Linked DNA regions of Mus musculus: all the other regions are linked to region 1. A link is a loop called in an ENCODE intact Hi-C map of the cell type or tissue named here. Cell type or tissue: left cerebral cortex. All regions are shown on one strand.

What was found. Peaks named below come from ENCODE experiments on the same cell type or tissue, not always from the same donor. Only the 100,000 strongest peaks of a DNase experiment are listed, where the experiment ranks them.
Region 2: a loop joins it to region 1, with 2.2 times the contacts of the local background. A loop is called at or near these places in 2 of 42 quality-filtered maps.
Region 3: it touches region 1 in a loop (2.2-fold over the local background); 3 of 42 quality-filtered maps call a loop at or near these places.

Annotation. Positions count from the first base shown.
Region 1 is chrX:101,427,252-101,432,251 of GRCm38, reverse strand. Nono (non-POU-domain-containing, octamer binding protein) reads right to left here and starts at 2,601. Exons shown (of 12, transcript NM_023144.2): 1 at 2,490-2,601; 2 at 1,700-1,759. In left cerebral cortex, CTCF peaks have their summits at 2,699, 2,898 and 4,285 (motif pointing left); DNase peaks (open chromatin) are centred at 2,719 and 4,385; H3K4me3 peaks cover 2,024 bases; H3K27ac peaks cover 1,451 bases.
Region 2 is chrX:101,529,980-101,534,979 of GRCm38, reverse strand. It overlaps Taf1 (TATA-box binding protein associated factor 1), which reads right to left and starts at 2,245. Exons shown (of 39, transcript NM_001290729.1): 1 at 1,979-2,245; 2 at 1,371-1,485; 3 at 1,119-1,235. The coding sequence starts at 2,158. In left cerebral cortex, no CTCF peak of the experiment used is centred here; a DNase peak (open chromatin) is centred at 2,361; H3K4me3 peaks cover 1,389 bases; H3K27ac peaks cover 713 bases.
Region 3 is chrX:101,636,922-101,641,921 of GRCm38, reverse strand. Ogt (O-linked N-acetylglucosamine (GlcNAc) transferase (UDP-N-acetylglucosamine:polypeptide-N-acetylglucosaminyl transferase)) reads right to left here and starts at 1,871. Exons shown (of 22, transcript NM_139144.4): 1 at 1,600-1,871. The coding sequence starts at 1,636. In left cerebral cortex, no CTCF peak of the experiment used is centred here; DNase peaks (open chromatin) are centred at 1,055, 1,916, 2,303, 4,939 and 1 more place; H3K4me3 peaks cover 2,643 bases; H3K27ac peaks cover 2,816 bases.

The sequences.
Region 1 (5,000 bases):
CAGGAACGATGAAGCGTTTGCTCCAAAAAGGAAACTACCATTCCTAGTCTCAAGAAATAGGAATGTAGTAGGGCTGGAGAGTGATCAGCTCAGCGGCTAAGATCACTGATTGCTCTTCCAAAGGTCCTGAGTTCAAATCCCAGCAACCACATGGTGGCTCATAACCATCTGTAACAAAACCTGACGCCCTCTTCTGGTGTGCCTGAAGACAGCTAAAGTGTACTTACATATAATAATAAATAAATCTGTGGGCCAGAGTGAGCAGAGGGCCTGAGTTCAATTCCCAGCAACCACATGATGGCTCACAACCATCTGTACAGCTACAGTGTATTCATATACATAAAAAAATAAATAAATCTTTAAAAAAAAAGAAATAGGAATGTAAAAGCTGGACAGTGGTGGCGCACACCTTTGATCCCAGCACTTGGGAGGCAGAGGCAGGATTTCTGAGTTCAAGGCCAGTCTATAGAGCGAGTTCCAGGACAGACAGGGCTACACAGAGAAACCCTGTCTCGGGAGGAAAAAAAAAAAAGAAAAAAGAAAAGAAAGAAAAAGAAACAGGACTGTTAAACAGAATGTCATCATCAGATTCTCCCTAACTTGTCAATATAGAAAAAGTATAAACACCCAACAATTGAATCTTTCTCTTTCTTTCTTTTTTCCTTCCTTTCGACCCAATCTCGCAGCATAGCCTTAGCTGTCCTGGAACTCTGTACTCCAGGTTGGCCTTTAACTCTCAGAGGTCCATCTGCCTCTGCCACCATGTCTGACCATGGAGAACTTGTTTTCTTTCTTTCTTCCCCCCCCCCCCCACACACAGGGTTTCTCTCTTTCTCTGTGTAGCCTTGGTTGTCCTGGAACTCAGAAATCCACCTGCCTCTGCCTCCTGAGTGCATGGATAACGTGTAACAACCAAATTTATTTTATTTGTTTTTGAATAAAAATCCCCATGGTGACAGATTTCAAAATCTTTCCCTTCCATGTAGTCTTCTCCATAAGTTTCCATTTACCAAGGAAGGTTAGCACTGCCCAAAGAATCTAAATTACCACTGTATACACAGCAAGTACCAAGCATGAAAGAAATGTTCCTATGTTAAATGCAATAATATAATTTTGCAGAAATAAACTTACCAAACCCTAACTACAGAGATCAGCAGTTAGGATTTCTGTCTCCTATCACGTCCTAAGATTAACCACAATGAAAGAGACTATAGCTACTGTGTGTGATATACCTGCAGACATGTTCAGGACCATATTAATCACAGGTATCTGAAATCTAAATCAAGGTCCTCTCAATTTTAGAAGAGTCAAATTACTAAATGAAAAACTGCTAGAGAAATCCAGTGTGAACTTGCTAGGCTGATATGGTTGCCTGGTGGGCGACTGTTAAAGCTGTAGAATACAATCACGGTAAAGGCGGCTGAGTTTCTTAGGACTTTTTATTTAAAAAACAATGAAGTGGACAAACATAAATTTAAGCACTAACCCCTATTAGAACAGCCATAATTAGGGGTTATAAAAACAAAACAACAACAAAAAAAAAAACCCACACCACTCAGTCACATTTTAGTTTCAGATTCTAAAAACGGTTTAGCTTAAATAACATGAAAAGTGCCCCCCAAATTAATTTCTCATCTGTAAAATCTGTATTAGTTAAGCATCCTGCACTTTACCTGATGACCCTACCTCCTGCACCTACCTTGACTTGGATTTGAACACAGCAAAGTGTCTGCCTCGCAGTCCTCACTAACCTCGACTGCTGTTAAAAACACAAAGAAAGGTGTCAGCTTACAGTAAGACGTCCGCAAAGTGAAAAATACTCGAAAGTAATGCCACAGAAAGCAACATTTTTTTTTAATTTAGAAAAGCGATGCCTACAAATGCCTAGGAAAAGCTTAAGGAGCAAGGGGTTCGGAAAAAAGGCGCGCGCGCGCGCGCGTGCAAGGGTGGGGTGGAGGGTGTTTCATGAACTTAGCACCAAAAGCCAAGGGGTCTGAACTAGCAAACTTCCCACTTTCGTTTCAAATAACAAAACAACAACAACAAAAAATCCATAGCTCCAGGGGCCCCACAGGCCCTCTAGGAATTAATGGCCTTGAAAGGCTAGGGAGGAGCATCCGACAAAGCAAAGCGCCTCCTCCTCTAACCTCGACTTCAGGGCCTTAGTATAATAGACCCCACACCCTGTGGCCCAGGGCGTTCAAGAAGCCAACAACTTAGGGCCACTAAAATTGGGGGTGAGCAGCACAAAGAGTCTGGGCAAGGAAGCAAGAAAAGCATTGGCTAATGCCCGCGGCGGGGAGCAGGGAGCGCTCTGGCCCCCATGGGTGGGCTGCGAAGGCCTTGTGCGGAGGGGGAAAGGCCTCCCGGGCCTTCGGAACCCATAGCCCGTGTGCAAACTCGGCCTCGCCCCAACCCCTCCCTTTCCAGAGTGTCGCAGGAAGCCCCACCGCATCCCTAAGCAACCAAAGAGCCATCCCCAAACTCACCCTCTGGCCACAGTTCTTTGCTCGGAGTATGGGCGACGCTGCACGGCCTCCACCGTCCCGAGAAAAGAGCGCGCGACCGCCGGAAACGAGCCGACGGAGCTCGGTACCTCCCGAGGGGGGGGGGGGTCAATTTTGGATTCCCGATTGGCTATGTGAACTGCCAGTCAAAGTTTATCTCCCGAGAAAGTCTCATTAGTCCGCCATTTCTTAACGTTTATTGGCTACCGACTGTCAAAGCCTTGGGTTCGTGTGAACGACAGATGGGGACAAAGAGCGAGGCTTCGTAGCTTATGCGCATGCACTAGAGGCGCCGAGCACAAGACGGAAAAGGAAGGGGGAGGGGGAGCCAGCAGTGGAAGGTAGGGGGTCGGAAGGAGAGGCTCACCCGGCCCTACGGAAGGACTGAAAACCTAGCGGTGGGAGGAGGAGAGAAGAGAACTTGTGCGAGAGGAAGATCGGAGCGAAAAGGGGGGAAAATGTGCACGTAGGCGTGTGCTGAGAATTTATGCACTGCGCCTGTGCAAAATTAAGACTAACAATGTCATTGTATTCTATGTGGTAGAGCTAGCCGTTTGCTACTGAAAAAAAAAAATGTGCCCCGCCATGTTTCTTTTTTTCCACACTTCCTCAAAGCGTCTACCCTGACACCCTATACAGTTTTAGTTTCCTTTCTCAGTGCTGGGTATGTTTGGGAAGTGTAACTGAAATGGACATGATTGTAGAAACAGGCAGGAGGGCAAACGATTTTGACACTTTAAGCTCAGTGATTACCCAGAACTGTGACTAGCACCATTTCCATAGTAACCAGAGAACCCGATAGGCCAAACAGACTAAGGTTCCCATCGCAGAGAGACTCAACAGGTTGGTCGGCGGTGCCTGAACCAGTATGTTGGAGGTCTTCACATCAGACCTACTCTTTATCCCATAGGAGGCCTATCAGGTAATAATAACCTTCGTTATTCCATAATGCCTAGCTCTCCCAGGCGGTTAACCAAGGATTACAAGGTTCAATAGATAGGCACCAGTAGTTAATCCTCAGTAATTAATTCATACTCCTGATGGCAGATTATCTCAATAGGCATTACCTATACCTTGTATGGGGATACAATGATATGGAACTGTGCTGTCTAATAAGCCTCTTACAATGTTGGGAAGGTTCTGTGGCACCATTCAATACAGTAGTAGAGACTAGCTATATTCTACCCAATCCACCCCGTTTGCGTGTGCGTGTGCATCAACATATGGCTACAACTTACTATAGTGGGTATATTTATCCCAATGGTTCCCAAATTCTTTGAGATAAGATAGCACATTATTATGAAAAAAGAAAATGGGGGGGATCAAGATCAGATAATGCCCTTCAGTATGAAGTTTCAGCCCTACTACTGATCTCCTATATCCACTATCCAATTATGACAGCTGTTTACTACGTATGACTGTCACAATCAAACAGAAATGATTAAGCCTTTAACTTCTGTACTCAGGAGGCTGAAAAAGGAGCCTCCTTGCCCAGAAGGCCACCCTGGACTACACAGTGAGTAGCAAGGTATCCAGTACCTAAGACTCTGTCTCAACACAAAACAATAACAACAAAATTACACATACATGTATATGTATACATGATTTAAAAGGTGAATACTTTCTAAACCATGACCCTTTCTGTTTTCAAAAAAGATTTAATGGGGACTGGAGAGATGGCTCAGCAGTAAAGAGTGCTGACTGTTCTTCCAGAGGACTAGGGTACCTACCCCAGCTCCCATTGGTGGCTGGCTGGGACTCCAGTTTCCAGGAGATCTGACGCCCTCTTCTGGCTTCTGATGGTAATACATGCATGTAGTCCACAGACACATGGACTGTTTTAATTATTTTATGTGTGTATTTTGTCTGCATGTATGTAAGTGCATGTAGTGCCTAAGGAGGACAGAAGACAATGGTGGATCCCTAGAACTGGAGTTACAGATAGCCACCATGCAAGTTTGGGAATCCAACCTAGGTCCAGTGCTCTTAACCTCTGAGCTATCCCTGAAGCCCCAGCTGTGACTTTTTGTATGCAATGATTTTCTTGGAAAAAATAGTAACACGGGGCCTGGAAAGATGGCTTAGGAGTTAAGAGCACGTACTGCTTTTGCAGAGGAGCTGCTTACATTCCTAGCAGACACATGGCAGTTCACAACTATTTGTAACTAGTTTCAGGGCATCTAACACCTCTTCTGACCTCTTCAGGCTCCTGCAGGCTTGCGATCCACAACATACATATATTCAGGCATAACCCAGTTGTGGTGTATGTCTTTAATCCCAACACTTGGGAGGCAGAGGTAGACAGTCTCTCAGTTTGAGGCCAGCCTAGTCTCAGAGTGAGTTCCAGAACAGTCAGGACCTACAGAGAAACTCTGCCTTAAAAAACAAACCAACCAGACTAGACCACCAACCAAGGAGTATACCTAAAGGGATCTTTGGCTCCAGATACATATGTAGCAGAGGATGGGAGGCCCTTGATCCCAGGGAGATTTG
Region 2 (5,000 bases), 100 kb before region 1:
AGCTAATGAAATTATGAATATGAAACAAAAGTGAACAAAAAAAGAAATAATAAAATCTCTCCCAGGCTGGTGAGATGGCTCAGTGGGTAAGAGCACCTGACTACTCTTCCGAAGGTCCAGAGTTCAAATCCCAGCAACCACATGGTGGCTCACAACCATCTATAATGAGATCTGACTCCCTATTCTGGAGTGTCTGAAGACAGCTACATTGTACTTACATATAATAAATAATAAATAAAAATTTTAAAAATCTCTCCCAAGTTACGAATGTCTATAATCCCAAAACTTGATAGGTAGAAGCAGGAATATCAAAGGAGTTCCAAAACAAACCTCAGCTACGTAATCAATTTTGAGGCCTAAAAGTTTCAAAAATAGAAAATAAAAGCAGAGTGTGGTGATACAAGACTTTAATCCCAACACTCCAGAGGCAGAGGCCAAACAAATAAACCTCTTCCGATTCTGAGACTGTTATTCTAAAATACAGCAGGGAAAATACTTATGTTTTGAAGAAAAAGAAGTATAATAGGGGAATGATTTGAGTCAAAATACATTTGCTCATTGACATGAGATTATAAACATAACCCTTCTTAATCTTAAAATCTTAAGGGCAAAGAGTGGGTTTGTTTTCATCTTTAACTTTGAAAAGCATATAAGAATAGTTATATCAAATCTACAGGCACTAAAATATATGAGATGACAAGAAATCATTTTCACCCTTGTCATTAATCAACAATTTGAGACCGAACATTATAAAAATAAAAGCTTGAATTTGGTAAGAGAATACCTACTACTTGGCACTGAATTGACAGTGGAAACAGCATACAGAGCAAATGTATTGGCAGGCAAGAACAATGGCAGAGATTAAATATACAAGACAGAGCCCAAAACAGACTTATTCAGGAAGAAAATGTACTAAACTGCCAATTTTGCAACATTAAAGAATACCAAGCGTAGTGGGGAACATGTCTAATCCTAGCACTTGGGAAACAGAGGCAAATGCATCTCTATGAGTTTGGGACAATCTTGCATGCATAATGAGTTCCAGGTCAGGCAGGGCTATGTTGAAAGACCCATTGCTAGAAAACAAGAAGGGGGGGGGGGGGCGGAGAGAGAATCACCTGTGTGGCAAAGGGGTTGCAAGCTTCCCATTGTCTGCTGGTATCTTCTACTTTCATCTTCTGCCACCTCGTTGATGTCAGAATAGTCCACAGCATCCTCTCTACTCCTAATCCATCCTATGGATAAAAAGGGAGACGTCTCAAGAGAAAGCAAGTAATTATCACTTCCTTAGAAAATCCCCACTGAAAAGCGTACAACAGGCTAATCTCCTCCCCCCACCCACACTGTCCTCCCCATGGCCCACACTTTACCTTCATCATTTACCAGGGCACCATCACTCCCGGACAATTCTTCATTTGCTGTGAGTTCAGTGATCAGGCTGCCAAGACCCAAAGCCCCCAAGCCCGCAAGATGCTTCTTGCACTCCTGAAAAGGGGACAGCATGAGGGTCGAAAATAACAACTAAACCTGAAGGTCCTACACAAGTATATTTCCCTTGCTCATAACAAAGTCACAAATCCATCTGAGAAATTATTTCATGAAGTGCTGCTCAAAGAAACATCACATTCAAGAACTATATAGGAAATCTGCTAAATTCCATACAGATCAGTTCCGAACAACACACGTTCCATCCGTAGTCCTGGCTTTGGAGCCATTAGGATCAGCAAAAGCCAGAAAAAGCAGAGTTCCAAGGGTCTTTAAGAAGGCCTTCCACAGTGGCGGTTCTGATAACCTTACTAGAGTTAACTATTATCTTTCCTACCAGGCAAGGAGAATGTTACCTTCGAAGCCAACACCTCAGCATCAGTGACTGACACTTAAGACTTTTCCTCTTCGTCCTTCCTCCGAGTTGAGCCCTCTCGCGCTGTCTCCAGTTCTCCCTAGCCACAGCACCCGCCGCCCCAGGCCCACGACTCACGTCATCCAAGACGCTTTCGCCTTCCAACTGCCCTGCTCCATTGATGTTGCCGAACAGGAACCCAGTTAGAGAAAATGGGCCTCCACCAGCCGACTCTTCGTCGCTGTCTGTGTCGGACATGACGACGGAAGGGCTACCGCCACCCTTGTCCTGCAGCAGCCCAGCCCACCCCGGGCCCATGGGCGGGAAAGAAAAAATACGTCAGTCGCACACGGGTGACTTGCAGCGCTCCCTGACCCAACCAGAGGCTACCGGAAGTTGAAAAAAAGGGGGGAAGGATGGGCCGTCCTACGTGATCCTTTGATGTCGGGATGGCTACTTCCTTTGATGTGTTTGATTGGTCCGCCCAAGATCAGGCTGGATAACTGGAAGGTGATTGGTCAAACAAACCAGTCCCGCCCATCAACTGCGCGGGTCCGTTCTGGTTGCTATGGTAAGAGCGGCAGATTTTTCTCCAATAAGAAAGTAGATCTGAGGCGGCGTGACCTACGACCTCTGGAAACCGCGCGTCACCGGCTACAGTACACACTACACAATAATGATTTGAGCCGTCTTTTCCGGTTTGTGCCGTTCCCCAAAGGAACATTACTATGAATTGTGATAGGGGGACGACTGCTACTTACTTATTTTGAATTTACATTTTCCCATGGTAAAATGTTAAGCTTAGTAAAATGAGCAACCGAAACTTCAAGATTCACAAACATTAAACATTTTCATAGTTTTTTTAAGCGCACATATGATTCCCAGCACTATATATATATATATATATATGTATATATATATATATATATATACATACACATATATGCATATATATGTGTGTGTGTATGTATGTATATATGTGTGTAAATGTGTAAAAGCATGGAGAGAAGAAAGAAACCGAGTGGGAGAAGGGGGGGGGGGTTGAAGAGGGGAGAGAAAGTGAAAGAGAGACAGAAATATACAAGGCTGGGATACAGCTCACTGGCCAACATAGATTCAATTCCCTGTACTTAAAAAATAACCTTATTTTGCCAGGAATGGAAACCTGAGGTAGAAGTGTCTCTGAACCGGGCAGTGGTGGCGCACGCCTTTAATCCCAGCACTCGGGAGGCAGAGACAGGCGGATTTCTGAGTTTGAGTCCAGCCTGGTCTACAAAGTGAGTTCCAGGACAGCCAGGGCTACACAGAGAAACCCTGTCTCGAAATAACTAAAAAAAAAAAAAAAAAAAAAAAAAAAAAAGAATTGTCTCTGTAAGACCAGCATAGTATACATAGTTAAGCTCCAGGCTACTAGGGGAAACCCTATCTTTAAAAAAAAGTTTTTTAAGTACTCTATATATTTGTGTAAATAGACATATTGAACCAGTGAGGTGCCTCTGTAGGTAACATATCTGCCACCAACCCCGGAGCCCCATCCTGAGGACATATTTCATGTTTCAGATCACCATGGTGGCACACAGACTTGTTTGAATTGGAGCATCTTCACTGTGGCCAAACCGAGGATCTGTTCAGAGTTCCTACTTTGCATTTTTTGTGCCTGTTTGCTTGTTCATGTTTAGTTTGTTCTGAGGCAGAGTCCCACTTAAGTTTCCTGGGCCAGGCCTTGAATTTTCCATTCTTTGCTTCCCAACTAACTGAAATTATAGGTCTCTGCCAACAAGTTCAGTCGTGCGATTATATTTGATCACCTCTCTTTAGTATATACATGGGGACATTTTCTTTTTTTAAGATTTATTTTTGAAATGATCTGTATGTGTCTGTGCACGGGTATATGCACTGAAGTGCAGTTGTTCACAGAGGCCAGAACTGTTGACTGCCTCTGGAGTTGGAGCTGCTTGATGTTGAGTAGTAGAAACTGGATTCAGGAAGAACAGGAAGCTATCACAGCCCTGGCTGTCCTGGAACTCACTTTATAGACCAGGCTGGCCTCGAACTCAGAAATCCACCTGCCTCTGCCTCCTGAGTGCTGGGATTAAAGGTGTGCGTGCGCCACCACTGTACAGAAAGCTCTCGCACTCTTTATTCTATATGCCTTGGCTTGCCACTGTCAGATACCCTGGAACTGCCAACTACAGACAGTTGTGAGCTGCCATGCGTGTGGTGGGAACTGAACCCTGTCTCAAAAAACAAAATAATGATGATGCATTAAAACTCATACTCTGCCCCTTCCTAATTTAAGATTTACTTATTTTTATTTTGTGTGTATGAATGTCTTTTTTGCATATGAATGTTTTGTTGAATATGTTTGTGCACTGTGTGTGTACCTGGTGATTTCAGAGGCTAGAGGAGGCCATTGGATCCTCTGTAACTCGAGTCACAGACAGCTGGAAGTTGTCCTGTGAGTTCTGGAAAGTGAACCCAGTTTCTTTGCAAGAGCAAGCACTCTTCACCGCTGAACCTTCTCTCCAGACCCTTTCTCTTTTTGTGTGTTTTGCTTGTTTTGCTTTTGTTTGATTTTTGTAAAGAGATTTCTTTTTACAGGTATTTGTGTAGATGCATAGTTTTTATGTACTCAATGCATATATGATGCCATAGAGGCCAGAATAAATTGTCAGATCCCATGTGAGTGCTGGCTACTGATAGGAGGCCATGAAACCATTCTTAATCACGGAGCCATCTTTCCGCTCTGTGTTTTTATTTATTTAAACACACACACACACATATCCACATGTATATCTGTATACCATGTGCATGCCTGAAGCTCTCAGAGGCAAGAAGGTCCCTCAGAACTGAAGTTACAGATGGTTTTGAGCCACTATGTCACCATGTGGATGCTGAGAAATGTAACATGGGTCCTCTAAACCTTGACCCATCTCTTCAGTCCCTTATTTGTTTTTTGCATTGCTATGGATAGAACATGGAACCTATACATACTAGAGAATTCTCTAGCACTAAGCTACAAACATTTTTTAAAATTTATGTTGAGGCAGGATCTCTCTAAATTGCCAAGGCTGACCTGGAGCTCCGGGTCCTATCTCAGCTAAACAGATAGCTGAAATTACAAGTGTGTAGCCCCACACCTGGATCCCCGTTTGATTTT
Region 3 (5,000 bases), 210 kb before region 1:
AGCTCAAATTTGAGCCAGGCTTTCCCATACCAGAGCAATTTCTGCACAGCTAACCACAAAAACAAAGACCAAAAATATTTGTGTCCAAATCTGAGGTTGGAGCTAGAAGATCAACTAGAAAATTACATGTTAGACAAGAACGTAGCACTTTCTAGCTCCTAAATTTAGCACATTACCTATCACTTTCCAAAGTCACATATCTGCTCTTTTAATACTGGAAATGACCATTTCTTCAAATAAAGTTAACAGTCAGAAAAGAGCAAGTTCTTACAAAAACCTACGACAGAATCTTACATTTTTGAAAATCATGATGGGGAAACAGAAAGGTGGAAATCTTGATCCCATTCCCATCTATTAAGGATGAGATACTATTTTAGAGTCATCTATTTATCTCACAATATTCAAAATCGTCAACTAAAACCTAGACACTGAGAAACAATAACCTCTCGGGAACCTTAGAGCTGCAGCCTGGTTCCCCATCCCCTCCCGCCCCAAACAGCCTCAATCTGGAAAGGCAGTTGAAGGACACTCCTACAATTTGGTTGTTTTCTTATTTTCTGTAGCAAAGGCTTGGAGATGCATCGTTGAAAAGAGGCAACCGCTTTGCACTTGTGCAGCTACACTCCAGTTGCTTTACAAACTCTTCAAGCAAGGATGGAAACTTAAAAAAGAAATAATAATGCACACCCTATGGATAAAGAGATACTGGGCTAAAGAATGGGGATGAAAACCCAGAGGCCATGGCGGAGGAATACATAGAGAAAGTAACACAAAGAAAGAGAATTAGGAGGGCGGGCAGGGTGGTCGCCGCCAAGCAACACACCGAGGTGGTTTCTTCCCTGAGGATAAGAAACGACTGTCGGGCTGGCACGTTCGCAGAGGAAGGGTGTGGTTGCAACAAGCAGGGAGGGCTGACCAGGGTAGGAAACTCCGTACTGGGGCAGCGGGTGCAATTGGGTGATGGCTAAGAGAACCCCTGGAAATTTCCAACCTAAATCGGGGCCGCTCAACCCAAGAACACAAGGCGCTGCCCCGGCGGGGTGCGGGCTCAAGTAGCTCTTCTTGGTGCTACTTGGAAGCACACCGAGGAGCCTTCGCTAGTCATGCCTGATGCAAAGTGAGGCTAGGATTACACCGAAATAGCATCCCCGCCCTAGCCTGGCAAAGGAGGACCAAATGTGGCTAAGGGAAAGGGGCTTTGGGGAGGAGGTGGAAGCGCACGGGAGGGAGCGACGGGCTGAAATTGAGGGAGAAAACAGTTGCGACGGGAGACAGAAATTGCAGAGATTCCAATGCAGCCCATTCCAAGACACACTAAGCGCGCACGTGTGCTATAGATTCGTCCCGAGAGAGAAGGCTACAACACTGATGGGATAAAGCAACAACGAAAAAGCCCCCAAAGCAAGCAAAATGCAAGCAAGCAACTAGAGAATGTTTACGAACGGACGGCAGCACCAAACCCGATCAGATAGCAGTAGAACTCGAGAGCTCAGTAATGCCACTGATGTAATGGGGATGGTCAGAGGGAAGTAATGAAAGATACAAGACGGCGCCAGACCCCAAAGGGACGTCTGCCAGAGTAGAATGGGACACTAGTACCTGTACTGTCGGCCACGTTGCCCACGGAAGACGCCATCTGGAGCTTCTTGAGATAGAACAAGGGGTAATTGACTTCTACTGCCGCCACTACTGACAAGAATGGTTCTAGAAGTAGCAGAAAAAAGGCAGCAGCCGTATCAGTGTTTTGAAGGGCTCAGGGGGCGGCACAGAATACTGAACTCGAATCTTAGGAACTCTTGGTAGACATCTACCTCTCACTGTCTTGAAATGGCGGCGAGGGCTCCTCGACCGAAACAACACAAGCCGGAACTACTTTCTGTTATAATCAAGTACCCCGCGGAGGTAGCGCGTAACAAGACTACCGACCAAGTGACTGTAATCAAAGTCATTTGCTCTTACGTAACCTTCCGCCCAAGGTCCATTGCGACAAACATGACTGTAGAGAGCGCATGCGACAACCCTGTCTAGGCAACTCCGGGTTAAGGGCTCCCTATGGGGCAAGAGCCAGCAAGTTTTTAAGAGCAAGGCGGAAGGGCAAAAAACGCCCGTCGATTACTTTTTTTTTTTTTTTTTTTTTTTTTTTTTTTGGCAAGCGCTAAAGTACGAGTCTACTACCTGGTCAGTGATGTCGATGTTAGAATGTCAGAGCGTCTAGAAAAGTTTAATTAACTCCATTCAACAGAAAAGGGTAGTTTACACGACCAACGTGTTAGTTCTAAGCAAGTAAACGCGAATATTTGCGTTTCAGAGACGGGGCTGTTCAAAACAATGGGGGAGCCGGTTCGATTTGAATGCTTTTTGATTCAGACTCCACCCATGAATTTAAGTACTTTGATGAGAAAAACGGACAGTCTCCCTGAGCTGAGTGAACCCAAATGTGTTCGATTTGAACCATATAACCCTAAAATTCAAAATCGTTTGTGAGATTCGGGATGGTAACAGGGTAAATGCTAGGAGTTTGCATGTCAAAAGCAACCACAGAAATGTTAAAGAGGATGCCTTTTTCCTCAAAATTCCTGATCCTGAATTGTGACCTTGTTTCGTCAGAATCATTAAGGACTGCAAATGCCTTGGAGCTTAAGGCAATTCAACAAAGCAAACTGTGTTCCTTTGCCTTCTTCCTAAACCACACAACTACAATGAATTTCCAATTGCCTTCCTTTGACAAAACAGCTCTTTGGATCCTCTTACGGTTTCAAGCCCAGTGTTTGGACATTTTTGTCACATTGTTATTAATTTATATTTCCTGCCTTGTTCCTTGACAGTTTTAAGACACGTCACTAAGTGATTATTACAAGCCACTGGGGACTACAGTTAGCTCTCTTAGAGTCTTTCCGTTTCAAAACTCTTTGATCTAGGAAAAATTAGTGAGCTTGTGTAAAAATGTTTGCTGTCTAGCTCCTTGGTGAAATAAAAAACAAATCCTCAAAGGCTGTTTCAGTTTCTTGAGATTGCCAAACAACCTATGAACTTTGGATTATGAGTGCAGAAAAAGTTGATAATATTGTTCATTTCTTCTGCCCCACAGAACCACAACATGTAGTAAAAAAGAAAGCTTGCCATTCAAACTCTCCTGGATATTGATTGGCCTTATCTTTTCATTTGATACACCTGGCAAGCCCCAAACCCACCAAGTGATCCACCTTTGTTGAAAGAACTCAGCTTTTCCTCATTAAGAAAGGCAACTCAGATTCTACTAGCAGATGTTTAGGCCTTCTTGATTAGTGCGTGATAGTTAATTAAGTAAAAAGTCGTTAAATGTCAGGTCATGCTCCCAGTCGGACAGCTATTTGACTCATAGAAAACTGATCTGGGGTTCCCTCATCTGAAAGGAGTCTCACGCTGCTATGAAAAAATTGGATTGTGAGGCTCATGTAGCTCAGGAAGGAAAACTCCTTCAAGGAATTGGTCCAGGAGCCTCCAATAATAGGATCTTGGAGGTTTGGTTCCAGGGATTTACCAGTCAAGCCTAACTTCTTCAGCCAACAAATTAACATTTACTAAAATCTCTATATCCGAGGCACTGTGGCAAACATAAAATGAAAAAGACAAACTCTTTGCCCTCAAGGAGTTCCAATATGCTTAGGTAGACCCAAAATGCTGCTTAATAAGAATACCGAGGGTTATTTTAATGAAGCCCATTTGATCTATTGTCTGGAAAGGGAACCTCAGACTAGAGGGGGTCTGAAGACAGAGGCTGGTACTGGGCAATGCGGGGAGTGGGGTGCTTCTGTGCTCCTTTCATTTTTTTTCTTCTAGTTACTCTTTTTCTCTTTTCCTTTTTTATGCAGCAATTTGAAATTTGTAGTCCTTTGTAAAATACATCAACTGCTTCCATTCTAATTCCAAACTCCACTACTCTAACACCATTTACCGTGCAACAGTTTCCTATCTATCCTGTAGCATCCCCCTGGAGTCTGTTCATTTAAAGCATCCTTTTTGAAGCAATGCCATGAGCAAGCGCTGGAGATGTGCACCCAGCTGCAGTCACTGGAAGATTGTCCCAAAAGATAAATGAAGCTGAACAGAATGCATTGACACTGCACCGCAGGCTCTCTAGATGCGTGGAGAGAGCCCCTTGGATTCGGTACCCAGTCACAAGAAAGAAAACTGGTCTTGAAATCCTCCCAGAAAGGAAGAAAAAAACTTCCAAAAATATTGTAGTGTATTTATTATTGTTATGGGGGGTGGGGAGTGTGCCACAGTGTGAATGCGACGGTATGCGTGTGGAAGTCAAAGGAAAACTTTGTAGGATTCTCTCCACATTTGGGGACTGAAGGCTCGAACAACAAGCTCCTTTGCCTCCTGAGCCACCTCACTGGCCTCCCCCATTTTTTTTTTTTCTTTTTCAACTTGGAATAAGATTAAAGAAAACCAAACTGGTTTGTGGTCGTATAACCAACATAGCCAGTGAACTTGGGAACTGAGAATTTCTTACTTGGTGGCTGCTGGGCTGAAAACAGTAGCCAGCTGGAAAAACAACAGTGAAAACAGGGAGGAAAAACCAACACAGCTGTAATGTCTAAAGCCTTAGAGATACATTGGGAAACTGCTCTGCAAAACAAAAGCCGAGAGAGGCCTAGGAAGGCACCCTCTGGAGCTCAGCCCAGGGGGAGTACTTTTCCTCTCTGGCGCCAGTAGGCTTTAAAGATTTGAGAAAAATAAAGATATCAGGACTCAAAGGCCAGTTAGGTCCCCCTCCCTCTTTAATCATCACTTGCTTTCTTGATCTATAACCTCTATGATAAGGCACATCAAAATGAAAGGAAAGCTGAACCTGATCTTGGTCCTTAGGGCCTGGAATTTCAGCACTTGGGACGTTGAGGTGATCCTCCTGGCTCCACCCAGGGCTACGTAAATGAGTTCCAGATTAGGCTGCGCTACAATGTGGGATCCTCTTCAAAAAGAGAACAAAACAAAAAGTGAGAAGTCAAAACCTT